2 separate regions of the Homo sapiens genome follow, and region 2 is linked to region 1. A link is a contact called in ENCODE POLR2A ChIA-PET data. All regions are on one chromosome and are shown on one strand. The core of a region is the stretch at or near the end of the contact, and the rest is flanking DNA. Distances in the headings are between cores, read along the strand shown.

Region 1 (6,703 bases), core at 4,090-6,589:
GCCTCTTGCCTCTATCAGTAGGACTTCCTTCAAAATTGGAATCAAAATTGCCACCATTTTATCAACTAAGTTTATGTAATATTCTAAATCGTTTGTTGTCATTTCAACAGTGTTTACGGCATCTTCAACAGGAGTAGATTCCATCTCAGGAAACCACTTTCTTTGCTCATCTATAACAAGCATCTTCCACTGATGTCTTGAGCCCCTCAAAGTCATCCATGAGGATTGGAATCAACTTCCTCAAATTCCTGTTAATGTTGATATTTTTAACTCCTCCCATGAACCATGAATTCTCTTAATGACATCTAAAATGGTCAGAAGATTTTCAATTGACTTTGCCCAGATCCATCAGAAGATTCACTATCTATGGCAGCTACAGCCTTACAAAATATATTTCTGAAGTAACAAGACTTGGAAGTCAAAATTACTCCTTGTTCCATGGACAGCAGAATGGATGTTGTGTTAGCAGGCATGAAAACAATATTCATCTCCTTGCACATTTCCATCAGAGCTCTTGGGTTGTTGGTACATTGTCAATGAGCAGTAATATTTTGAAAGGAATCTATTTTTTTTTTCTGAGCACTAGGTCTCCAGACTGGGCTTAAAATGTTCAGTAGACTATGTTGTAAATACATGTGCTGTCATCCAGCCTTTGTTTTTCGATTTCTAGAGCATAGGCAGAGTAGATTTGGCATAATTCTTAAAGGCCCTAGAATTTTTAGAGTGGTCAAAGAGCATCGGCTTCACCTTAGAGTCATGAGCTGCATTAGCCCCTAACAAGGGAGTCAGCCTGTCCTTTGAAGCTTTGAAGCCAAGCCTGGACTTTTACTCTCTAACTCTGAGTCTTAGATGACATCTTCTTCCAATAGAAAGTCATTTAATCTACACTGAAAACCTGTTGTTTCATATAGCTCTCTTCATCAATTACTTGAGCTAGATCTTCTAAATAAATTCCTGCAGCTTCTACATCAGCACTTACTACTTCACCTTGAACTTTTATGTTATGCAGATAGTCTCTTTCCTTAAATCTCATGAATCAACCTCTGCTAACTTCAAACTTTTCTTTGGCAGCTGCCTAACCTCTCTCAGCCTTCAGAGAATTGAAGAGAGGTAAAGCCTTGCTCTGGATTAGGCTTTGGCTTAAGGGAATCTTGTGGCTGGTTTGATCTTCTATCCAGACCACTCAAACTTTCTCCATATCAGCAAGAAGGCTGTTTCACTATTTTTATCATTCCTATGTTCACTGGGGTAGTATTTTTAATATGTTCACTGGGGTAGTATTTTTAATTCCCTTCCAGAACTTTTCCTTTGTATTCACAATTTGGCTAACTGGCTCAAGAGGCCTAGCTTTCAGCCCATCTTGGCTTTCTACATGCCTTCCTCACTAAGCTTAACCATTTTGAGCTTTTATTTCAAGTAAAAGACATGGGAATCTTCCTTTCACTTGAACACTTAGAGGCTGTTTTAGGGTTTTTAATTGGTCTATTTCAATATTGTTGTGTTTCAGAGAATAGGGAGGCCTGAGGAGAGGAAGAGAAATGGGGGGCTGATTGGTGGAGCAGTTAGATCACACACATTTATCAATTAACTTTGCATGAGTGCAATTCATGGTACCCAAAAGCAATTACAATAATAACATCAAAGATCAAAGATCACGGTCCACCATAACAGATATAATAGTAATAATAAAGTTTGAAACATAGTGAGAATTACCAAAATGTGACAGAAAGAAATGAAGACAGCACATACTGTTGGAAAAATGGCACTGGTAGACTTGCTTGATGCAAGGTTGCCACAAACCTTCAGTTCGTAAAAAATGTAATATCTGCAAAGTGCAATAAAGCAAATTGCAATAAAATGAGATATGCCTGTATTTACATGGCATAATTCTTTCCATCCTTTCAATCTTTCTGTAGCCTTTTATTTGAGGTGTCTCTTACAAGCAACATATAATTGATATTATTTTTAATTCTGTCCATAGCATTTGCCTTTTAACTGGAGTATAGATTCCATTTATATTTAATGTACTTGCCAAAAAACCCTCCTGTTTTAAAAAATTTACCTTTTTTTTTTTTTTTGAGACAGAGTTTCACTCTGCTGCCCAGGCTGGAGTGCAGTGGTACAATCTCGGCTCACTGCAGCCTCCGCCTCCTGGGTTCAAGTGATTCTCCTGCCTCAGCCTCCCGAGTAGCTGGGACTACAGGTGCCCACCACCACGCCTAGCTCGTTTTTTGTGTTTTATTTTAATAGAGATGGGGGTTTCACTATGTTGACCAGGCTGGTCTCGAACTCCTGACCTCAGGTGATCTACCCTCCTTGGCTTCCCAAAGTGATCATCTATTTGTTTCTACTTGTCTGTGTTCCTTTTTTCCCTTTCTTGCTTCTTTTATTTTTTATTTTTTCATTTCCCCTCTTTTTTACATGTTATTCATTCTTTTTCTATTACTTTTGCTGTTATTCTAGAGATTATAATATTCATTATTGATGTATTAAAGCCAAGTACTTTTATCAATTCCTATACAATCCTAGGACTTTAGAACACTTTACTTTCATTTACTCTATCTCACTTTTTGTGCTGCTATTGTGTATATTTTAATTCTACATATATTTAAACTTCACATGACGTTATTTTTATTGTTTTATATAAATTGTGTTTATTTATATCTATCCATATATATATATGTATTTATATCTATCCATATATAAAAGGATTGATTGCTCTTCATTCCTTTAGATGTCTCCATGATTTCATTTGGGATTATATTCCATCTGCCTGAAAAACTCCTTTTGGAATTTCCTTTAATGTAAATCAGCTGATGATCTTAGTGTTTCTTGGTTATAAAACTGGCTGTATTTTATTTTCAATTTTGAAGATCATTTTTACTGGGTATATAATATAGGTTGATAGGTAATTTCTCCTAGCGCTTTGAAAACATTTGAAGGTGTTTAGGCTTCCATTGGTTCTTTGAGAATAAGCTTTTAATTTTATTGTTGCTCATTTGCAGATTATATCTCTGTTTTCTTTGCTGATTTTAAACCTTTTCTTTTTGATTTTGTTTCTCAGTAGTTTACAATGTGCCTAGACATGGTTTTCTTTGCTTGAAATCCTGCTCTATGTTCATAATGTTTCTTGACTCTGAGAATTGTTGTTCATTAGTTTTAAAAAATTTCCAGCCGTTATCTTTTCAAATACTGCTTCTTTTCCTTTTTTCTCTCACCTCTCTTCCTGATATTCCAATTACGTGTGTGTTAGAATGTTTTACCACATATCACATGTGTCATAGTCTCCTTTCTGAGACCTTATCTCTTTTATAGAAAGTTCTTTCATATCTCTTGTATGTCATTTTTCATATTTTGTTTTGCTTATTAGCTTCACTAATTCTTGCTTAAGTTGTATCTCATCTGTTATTAAGCCCATAATTCTGTAGTAGTTTTAGTTAGTGTGTTTTTTTCTCCAATTCCAAAATTCCATTGTATTCTTCTTTGGAGTTTCCAGTTCTCTGCTGAAAACTCTTTATCTTGCAATTTAATTTCTTGAAGATATTTAACAGAATTATTTTAAAATCTGTCTTTAAACTTTAATATCTGGATCTTCTGTGTGTTTATTTCTGTTTTCTTTTTCCCTTAGTTTTTAAGACAATTCTGTGTCCTTTGTTTAAATTAAGTTTCAGACATGGTGTATAAAATATTATATGGGTAATGTGTTGCTCTGAATGATGCTTTTTTTCCCCAGAGAGAATATTTACTGTTGCCATTTGAAGCTGGTTTTCAGCCCTTGGGTCTATTTCCCGTTCATCCACACCCCTAGGGTATAGCTCTTCGGAGTCCCAGCTGAAAGCCTAGTTGCTTACCAGCCCCTCATCATAAATAGGTCCTAAACTCCAATTTTTTTTTTGTCTCCCCAACCCCATGAGATGACTGAAAGCTCTGCTTACTTTCTCACTCTTTCAGCCATGGCTTTAAAATCATCAAATACCTCATGGGAAAAGTGGTGGCTTTCTGAGCTGCCTATCTTTCCAGGATTTCAGTCATCCAAGTCCTTGCTGGGAGAGGAAATTTTTAACTTTTGTCAACTTTTCTATTTTTTCTTAGTGAGAATATTGAACACAAATAAACTAGTATATCAGTGCCAGAAGCAAAACTCCACTGAGACAGTCTGAGTAGAGCAGTGGTGTGATTTGGTTTCGATTTTTAAAAGATCACTCTCATTGCCTTGAAAATGAACTATGCGACATTAGGGAGAAAGAAGGATGGAAGCAGGTGGTCCAGTTAGTAAACTATCACAATAATCCAGGTAAGAGATAACGATGGCTCAGGCCATGGTGGTAAGGTGGAAATAGAGAGAAGTGATCAAACGCCGCATCTAGTTTGAAGGAAAAGACAAGAGGGTTTACTGACAAACTGGAGATGAGCATGAGAGAGGAATCAATGCTCATCCCAAGATTTTTGGCCTGAACAGCTAGAAGGAAGGAGATGAAGAAAACTGAGACGGGGAAAGCTGGGTAGGAGTGCATTCATGAAGACCAATCAGCAACTTACTTTTGTGTATGTTAAGTCTGAGATGCTAATTTGACATGTAAGTGGAGATGCCAAATGCATAGTCAAATACACCAGTCTGAAGTTCAGGGAATATTTGGAAGCTAGAGATACAAATTCTGTAGTCATGAGCATATAGATGGTAATTAAAGTCGTAAGACCGGATGAGAGGACCTCGAAAGTAAATATAGAGACGACTACAGACAATATAATAGTGTCTATTTCATAGGGCCGGTGTGCAGGGTTAATAATATTTATACAACTCTGCCTCCAGACCCCTCTCCCAGTGTACGGAGATCAGGATCTCATCACCCCTCCCCACCACGTGAAGTCCTGCTTACAGCTCAAATGCCTTTTATTAACCGAAGTGCCTCCAGACCCCTCCCCTCCTCACCACGTGAAGTCCCGCTTACAGCTCAAATGCCTTTTATTAACCGAAGGTCAGCTTTTGTGACTCTCAGACGCTCAACAGGTGCGCAACTCTGCTAACGCAGTAGGCTGTCCTGGCCAAAGGGTGGTGCTGTGAGTCGCCTCCAGCCTCCGGGCCGTCCCGAAAGCTGCACCTTCTCCCCCTGAGCTGCAGAGGGCGCGCGTGAGGCATCGGGCGCTCAGGACCCCGCGGGAGCTCAGCGAGGGGGCGGGCGGCCACGGAGTGAGGCCGGGGCGGGGTCGGGCGCGGGGCGGACGTGGGGAGGGGTTGGCCGGGGCCAGAAGCAGGGTGCAGGGCAGGCGCGGGGCGGTCACGGGGGCGGGGCCGGTCGCGGGGCGCGGGGCGGGCCCGAGCTACCGGTAGTCTGCCTGCCGCAGTCCGAGCGCCGCGCTGGGGAGAGCGGGTGTTTGAAGGCTCCGCGGACCGGCACTAGGAGCCGGGGGCGGGTCCGTGACCCTCCGGCTGCTCGGAGTGAACAGGCGGCCAGGAAAGAAGCGGGCCTGAACACCATGATCCCTTTGGAGAAGCCAGGCAGCGGCGGCTCCTCCCCAGGCGCCACCTCAGGCTCGGGCCGGGCAGGCCGGGGTCTGAGCGGGCCGTGCCGGCCGCCGCCGCCGCCCCAGGCCCGCGGGCTGCTGACAGAGATACGCGCCGTGGTGCGCACCGAGCCCTTCCAGGACGGCTACAGCCTGTGCCCGGGCCGGGAGCTGGGCAGGTGAGGACGGGCGGGGCCCGGCGCGGAACCTTCCCGGACGCGCGGGGCGGGACGTGGGCGCCGATAAGTGCCGGCGCCGCGGCGGCGAGGCTGAAGTGGCGTTGCTGCTGCCGATAACGCGCGTTGTGACTTGGCACAAACTTGGGTGCCGACGGCAAGTAGGGCAGCCGAGTCGCACCAGCGCCCCCTCCACGCGCCGCGCCCAGCAAGCGAGTGGTGGTAACTCGATGGCGGTCCCGGAGGCGCGGACACTTTCCTCAGCCCTTTCGTTCTCTGTGGCGTTTCGAATGGCTATTTAACGAGAGAAGGTGCGGGCCGCGCTCTGCCTTTCACCCCGAGCAGCGGGTCTGAAAACCAGAGGTCTGTGGAGCCGACTTTGCATTTTTCCTTCAACTCTTGCGACTTTCTTGGTCTGCCTGTGTGGTTTTAATAAAATACAGCATCCGTTGTGACCGCTTCCTTTGCACCGGCGCTCTGTTACCTTGTGTCGGTCTTCTGCTGAATTCATTTTCGTTTTCTTGGTTGGTTTTCTGCCGTTTTAGTTCTAAAGCATTTAGGTCCCTTTGCTTCGAGTTTAGATTGGTTTCTTTCGTGGGCGCTTGGCCCTTTTCTCGCTTTTTACTTTGCTGGGAACCGATTCTTGCCTTCTCCCCCCACCCCACGCTAGCCCACCCTTTTTTTGTGGGAGTAGAGAGAGCTTACAACTTGGTCTGTAAAGTTGCAGGTGCAGGCTGTTCGGATGCTTTACATTTTGTATGCTGAAGAGGGGTGATCGAGTGATTTTTGTGGGGTTTGGCGACTCTTCCTTGAGAACAGTTTGAAGAAGTTGTTAAATACTCTGGCTTTGGGGGCAGACCTGAGTTCATATTCGTGCCCTTCTTGCTGTGTTTGCCTTTGGAGGGGTTAGACTCTCCAGCCTCACTTTCCTCATCCGTAAAATCGTATAATGATGACAGTACCTACCTCAGAGGTGGCCTGAAGATGCCATGCTTGTCAAGCGCATACCACTGGGCTTGCCACAT
Region 2 (6,703 bases), core at 1,118-3,617, about 12 Mb after region 1:
AGGAGGGCTCAGTCCATTCTTCATGGCTTTTACCTGGTTAAGTCAGGCCCACTCAGGATAACTTCATTTTGTATTAAATCAAAACCAGCTGATTTGGGATGTTAATTACATCTGCACAACTTCAACTTTGCCATATAACCTAACCATGGGACTGATATTTATCATGCATTTGGGTCAAGTTGCATTAAGAGATATAATAAAGCTGGACAAGCTTCTGTTGATTAGAAGAGTTCAGTTACAAGGCTACACTTGGGAGGAATGTTTACAAACTGGAATGGTCAGAGGATGGGGAAGACACTTGAGAAAAGTCAAGTGACGGATGAAGGCAAATGTGGATATTTATCTGGGAGAAAACTAAGAGGAGTTATAATAGCTGTCTTCAAATATTTAAAGGGCTTTTATTAGGAAGAGGAATTTGGCATATTGGATTTTGCCTTCAGAGAAGTGGAGTCCTGAGATGCTCTTAGCCATTCATTCCAGCCTCCAGGGCTCACCTGCTGTCTTCTGTCCAGGTTCTCGGTAGCAGGGCAGTACAGCCCCATCCGTGATCTTCCATAGTCAGGCATATTGTCACACTCAGTGAGCGGAGAGTCAACCGGGAGGAAGGCACAGTTTCTCTGGAATGACCTACGGAATGGTACGCTCAAATGCAAATTCTCCTTCCCTTCCCCAGTCCTTGTCCTTCAGATGGTAATTTAGGAGCTGAAGGTCAGGGCACCAGCAGCCTTTGGAAGCCTACAGGACAACAGTCAGCCTGGCTAGAAAAAAAAACAATGTCACAGGCATGTTGTGTTTAATCACATGAAGGATATTTGCATTGTTTTCCAACTGATGCCAGCAGACACATTGTCAGTGGTATCATGCCTGGGGTATCAGAGTTGACATTGGGTTGCCCCTTCTCTGAGGCATTCATGTAAATCCTTTTAAGTTTATAAAACCTCCATGTGGCTCCTGCATGCTTCATCATTTGCATGTGTCTCTTTTTCCAGGGGAGGCAGCATGGGGAGCAGGATGCTGGTGGGCTCCAGGTGCAGAGAGCAGGGTGGGCGTCAGACCCCAGGTCCACTGTGCACGCCCTCTTGTAGAGCCCGTTCCGTTGTCCATGAGATGAGGAGTGTTCTTATCTCTAAAGTATTATCATGAAAACCTAACAATGTAGAAAGACTAAAGCACATGGGTGGTGCTTCATAAATAGTATTTCTCCCACTTTCTGAAAACTCCTGCTGAAGTAACTGCACAAGAATCCTTGAACATTTAGAATTCTGGTTTTAGCCATACCATAAAGTCAGTAGTGCGTGGTGGAATTCTGCTAACGAAAATTGCGAAGGATCAAGGCAGAGTACAGAGCTGGTGTGTAGCGGGTACCTTCTGTCTGCTGGCACTAGGTATTTTACACATTAAATCAGCTCGTTCTCACATCAGCTCTTTTAAAAATAAGGAAATGAGGAGCCACAGTGGCCCAACTGATGCAGTGGCAGAAGTAGAATTTGAGCTTGTGCAGATGTGCCTCCGTGTTTTGTCTCCTGAGCATGCTGCCCCAAGTTTGACAATACCAAGATTTGTACTGGAACATTCCCTCCCATCCCCACCCCCTAGAAGCCCCTCTTCCTCCCTTAGATTTGACACATAGTTTGAAACCACTATTAACTACCTTATGAGAGCCACTGTTTGTGAAGTGCTGACTATGTGCCAGGTCCCGTGCCGTGCAATTTTTGTGAATTATCTCGTGTCTACAGTGCCTCACAATTTCTCTGCTCAATACCTCCATGTTACTGCCGAGGAAAGGGAAGCTCAGAGAGAGTAAGTAATTTGCTCGAGTTAAAGAGCTGGCCAGGACAGCCAGGGGCTTGCACCCCGGAGCCTTCATCCACTACACTGTCAGCTGGTATCTCAACCAGCCATTACAGGCTGTAAAAAAATTATATAAGATAGTCTATGGTAATGCAGAAAAGTGAGGTTATTTTGCTCCCTTTCCCTTTGAAGAAAAAAGCCCTGGAAAGACATATCACTTGAGTATGGGAAAAAATGAAGCTGTGGCTTTTCTGTGAGTCAATTCTTTCCTGGCAGCTTCTTGGAATAAGACCAAGTATAGCAGCAGAGTTTTCTGTTTTAATTTGAGCTGCAGGGTGACTTTTTTTCTTCTATGCTTTCATCTCTCTGTGGCTTCTTTTGCCTCGTTAATTTCATGCCCTGCCCAGGCGGGCTACTGTGCTGCCCAGTCACCCGGGTCTGGGGCGGCCACCGCTGGCCAGCAGGCAGGCCCTCCAGAGGCAGAGGTGGCCACGCTTAGGTCGCTCCCGCTGTGGAGGCGGCACACTTGGGTGGCAGCACAGCTGTGATGTGGCGGCAGCTGGCAGCCCCATGGGAAAGATGTGTGAAGTGTGGGGTTTGACGACCCATGGGAGAACAGACTTTCTTCCTCTTCTTGTTTTCCCTTCAAAGCCGTGAGTCAACCTCAAATTCTCTGTCTTTTTTCTCCACCCCCTCGTGCCTCTCTCCCTCACGCTCTGCATCTCTCATTGCAAGCTTGCATTTTTTTGCACACAACACTATCTTAATATTTCTCTTTTCTGCAGGCAGGAAATGAGAAGTCATTTTTCAGGGTCATTCAGGAAGTCATCCAGAGTTATAATGGCCCATTATCTACTGGTCAGAGTTTACTTAGGCTTTCACTACTTCCACTGCCCACTTGAAACAGGGAAAAATATTTTCCCCCCGCGCTGTGAGTGTGCTATTTAGAGCTGACCACAAGCGGGGGGAAGAGAGGATGGCTCGGATGCTGCATTTCCACTGAGAACACAAGGCTGGCAAAGCTTGTCTGCTGCCCAGCAAGCACTTCAGGCTCACACCATTTTAGGTTCACTTTAAGTAGTTTCTCAATTGTTAAAAAAAAAACAAAAAAAAAAAAACCTGTACTCTGAGGATATGCTTATAATCCCATAGCTAACCCAGAATTTCTTAGAGAACTGATCAACATCAGCAGTGGCACTTACTGAAAATGCACATTCTCAGGCCCTGCGTAGGGCCTACTGAGTTAGAATATTAGAGAGCAGGTCTCAGAAACATTCTATCCGGCAGTCTTATTCTATGCACCCGAAGGGATAAGAGCCATGCTTTCATGAAACATGGGTTGTGTGTAAAATGTTTAAAAGGTATGGCAAAATGTGTTTGATTGGCACCAAGGATTTCTGGTTCCTCCTAGAATCATTAATCAAACTTTGAAGGAGAAATAAGAGAGTCGGCATTTTCTTGCACATTCTTTGTGATGTTGTGATGAGTTGGAAACTTCCCGATTGGGTTTATTAGAGCATGAACACCCAGGCACCCAGCTTCTAGCCAGCCCTGTCAGGCAGAGTCTCCTCGAAGATGTGGAAAGGACTGACCAACAGCTGAGGCCTACAGGAACCTGAGCAGGCAAGGGGAGAGGCACCCCGGAACCAGGAGCAATGGCCTTCCCACCCTCCCTCGTCCTCTCCTCTTCTCCTTTTGGAGTTGCAGGCCACAGAAAGGAAGTGACATGAGTCACTTTGGGCCTTCTTAATTCCTTCATCAAAGGCAGCACAGGTGTGTATGTGTGTTGGTGGCTAATTGAGGTAGGCCCACAGAGGAGATAACAGATGGACATACTATTTCCTTTCTTCCATTCTGATATAATTCAGGGTATAAACACACACACACACACACACACACATTCTCACTTCTTTGGCATCTACCACACCTGCCCCAGTGCCCATTTCTCTCCCACCTGAATAAAAAGCCCCCACAAAGCCTGAGGTACATGGAAAGGAGCAGTGGTCTGGCTCCCAGGAGTGTGAGAAGCAGCCATGTTTTCAGAGGCTGTATTCCACTTGGACTTGGCCCTACGCTGAAGGTAGGAGCGGATGGGGGAGGCCCCCTTCGCACAAAGAGCCCCATGAAAGAGTGCACAGTCCAGTCTATAAAACAGACGCAGAAAATGTGTGTAGGACTTCTTCCTGAAAAAGAGCGTGGTGCGTCCAGTACCTCCATGTTCATGGAACTTCCCAGTCTGCAGTTTACCCTTTTGTGCAACTCCCTTTTGGTAAAGCCCTGGTCACACTTCTGGTTGTTCAGATTATACAGGGATAATTCCAGAGTGATTTTAAAGTCAACTGCCAGGCATCCGCACTTGCAAATTAGATGCCTGGCACATGCTTGTGTTAAGGTAATAATTCATTACAATACAAATTACAGGGGAGTTCCTCTGGGCATGCGACCTTTCCCGTCATTTGGCTTTCCCTGTGATTATCAGGGGAGCTTCCATCGTGCTGCTAATGGGACCTTAACCATGTGTCAACCCATGGCTGTAATGCTGACACTGTTTTCTTTCTGGAATGAAAGGCCTTCGCAATTGAAACCAAAATGTTATCCAACTCAGTCCTGTCCCTTTGACGATGAAAACATCAAGTTCTGGAGACTGGCCATCCAGCCTCCCTGCCTCATCTCCCACGCCCTCCATCATTTTTTGTCTCTACTTACTTATTTATTTGGCTGTATTTTACGTACATCATGCAAAAATATTCCTCTTTGTAAAAAGTATAATGATTTCAGGAAATTAGAGGGTAAAAAGCAAGAACCATGCTTTCACTCCACTGTCAAGAGTTGTGGAAGAATCCTTCCAGCATTTTTTCTGTGTATTTTACATACATACAAATATATGTACAAATAAAGGTCGATCATTTAGGTTTTGTTTATATTTTTGTATATATGAGCTTATGTCATTCATACATATTGTTTTGCCTCTTGCTTTTTTTTAACTTAATTTTACTTTGCTTGAGAGCTTTTTGAACTGAAGTACGTGTAAGTCAGCCTATGCATGTAATGGCTCCCTCATCTTCTGTGAGGCTGTCACTAAAAAGGGGATTTAGCTTGTTCTGGGCTTTGCAGCCCGTACACTGGGCACTGTTCATACGTACTTCTCTGTGCACGCAAAGGAGGGCTTGCTAGGGAGGCCTGGCAGAGGGTGCCATTCAAATAGGATTTTCAATGGAGGAATTTTTAAATTTTCAGTTATTTGAATAAGTTTTAATATATATCCAGAACCCCAAATCATCAAGTTTGTTTTCTTCCACATCTGTCCTTCCATTTCTGAACTATTTTAAGGCCAGTCATGTCTCATCCAAGAAATCCCATCCTTTCACACAACACTATCTCCGTTTCATGGTTATGAATCTCTAAAAGCATGATTTTTAAAACATAATCACAATGCTGTCATCGAACTTAAAAATTAGCCATAAATCTCTTATGTTACCCAACAACCAGCCTACTGACACATCTCCAGTTGTCTCAAAAATGTGTTTTCCATTGTGGTTTGTCTGAAACATGATCCAAAAGTCAGACCCACCTCTCACCTTTCCCTAACCTGCCGGAGCCCATGTTTCTTTCCAGCCAGGCTTGGAGACCACCACACGGGATTTGCTTCTTGGGGCCTCCCTCTAACCAGCTATGCAGGATGCCCTCTTTCCTGTCAATACAAGCTGCTCAAAGGACTCATTCAGTTCAAATTCACCTATGTGAGCCTAGGTGATGCTACTTATTTATTTATTTATTTATTTATTTATTTATTTATTTATTTATTTTGAGATGGAGTCTCACTCTGTTGCCCAGGCTGGAGTTCAGTGGCATAATCTGGGCTCACTGCAAGCTCTGCCTCCCGGGTTCAAGTGATTCTCCTGCCTCAGCCTCCTCAGTAGCTGAGATTACAGGCACGTGCCACCACGCCCAGCTAATTTTTATAGTTTTAGTAGAGACAGGGTTTCACCATGTTGGTCAGGTTGGTCTCAAACTCCTGACCTCGTGATCCACCCACCTCGGCTTCCCAAAGTGCTTCATGTTTTCAGGAGCTGTACGTGCATTTTTAGTTTTGATGACCAGGTCCTTTTTCTGTTTTTTAAAGAACTTCAAATGATCTCCAGGGTACACAGCGCTTGTGTGCTGATGAAAAAGCTGGCAGTACAAAGGCCACCAGCCAAGGTCACACAGCCAAAAAGCCCCTGACCTCGGGCCCCTTCCCAGACCCTGGGTCTTTTGCTGCCACATGAATCTTCTTCAAGGTCCTATGTGTAGATTTTCTTGACTTGGCCATATTATTTAGGATTCAGATATAATAACAAAATAGATGTTAAAGCATAACATGAAGGCATTTAAAAGGGTAGAAAGCACATGATTTACTAAAACCATAAATCTTATGACCTGAAAGTTTCACCTAATCTCTTAAAAAATACCGTACTAAACCCTGATTGAAAATCAGAGCTCAGACATACAGCCTGAGATGCCAAAAAATGGCCAGGCTTGTCTGTTGAGAAAGCCATATGTAACTAACTGTTTGGAAATTCAAAATATATCTTATCATTTTAAAAACATCTTTCTTCTAAAGACAATCATCTTGGCTTCAGGAATGAGGCTAGTAAAAAGTGAAATACTCCTACTTGTGGAAGAAATCCTCATTTTAACCATGAAGAACTGAAAAATGCATTCTGATGTTGATGGACCCAACCTATATTTGGGTATTTTATGATGTACACAATATACTTTTGTATATGAGATTGTTATTAAATGTGACTTTGCTTTTTCAAGACATACAATGTTCCTCCGGGGGTCAGGCACTGTGTTTAGCACTTTGTCCTGACCTCATCTGACTTCTCAGCTGTCCCTGAGAGGTACCAGTGTGCAAGATCGCTGAGTT

What was found. ChIA-PET counts read pairs that join two places held with the same protein, here RNA polymerase II (POLR2A).
Region 2: POLR2A ChIA-PET joins it to region 1 with 15 read pairs in PC-9. The contact joins the enhancer-like site here to the promoter of STK17A in region 1. POLR2A ChIA-PET finds 5 or more read pairs at or near these places in 2 of 52 experiments (PC-9 and activated naive CD4-positive, alpha-beta T cell).

Annotation. Positions count from the first base shown.
Region 1 is chr7:43,577,769-43,584,471 of GRCh38, forward strand. It overlaps STK17A (serine/threonine kinase 17a), which reads left to right and starts at 5,340. Exons shown (of 7, transcript NM_004760.3): 1 at 5,340-5,681. The coding sequence starts at 5,476. RefSeq lists enhancers at 1-560, 1-193, 6,140-6,189, 6,320-6,429 and a silencer at 4,960-5,739.
Region 2 is chr7:55,084,389-55,091,091 of GRCh38, forward strand. The region is part of intron 1 of EGFR (epidermal growth factor receptor); the gene reads left to right. Among named protein-coding and RNA genes, the nearest start is that of EGFR, 69 kb to the left of the region's middle. Within about 2 kb of position 2,368, at least 17 of the 41 ENCODE cell types and tissues checked have a DNase peak (open chromatin) inside an H3K27ac peak, as active enhancers do; they include PC-9, where a contact is called at or near this core.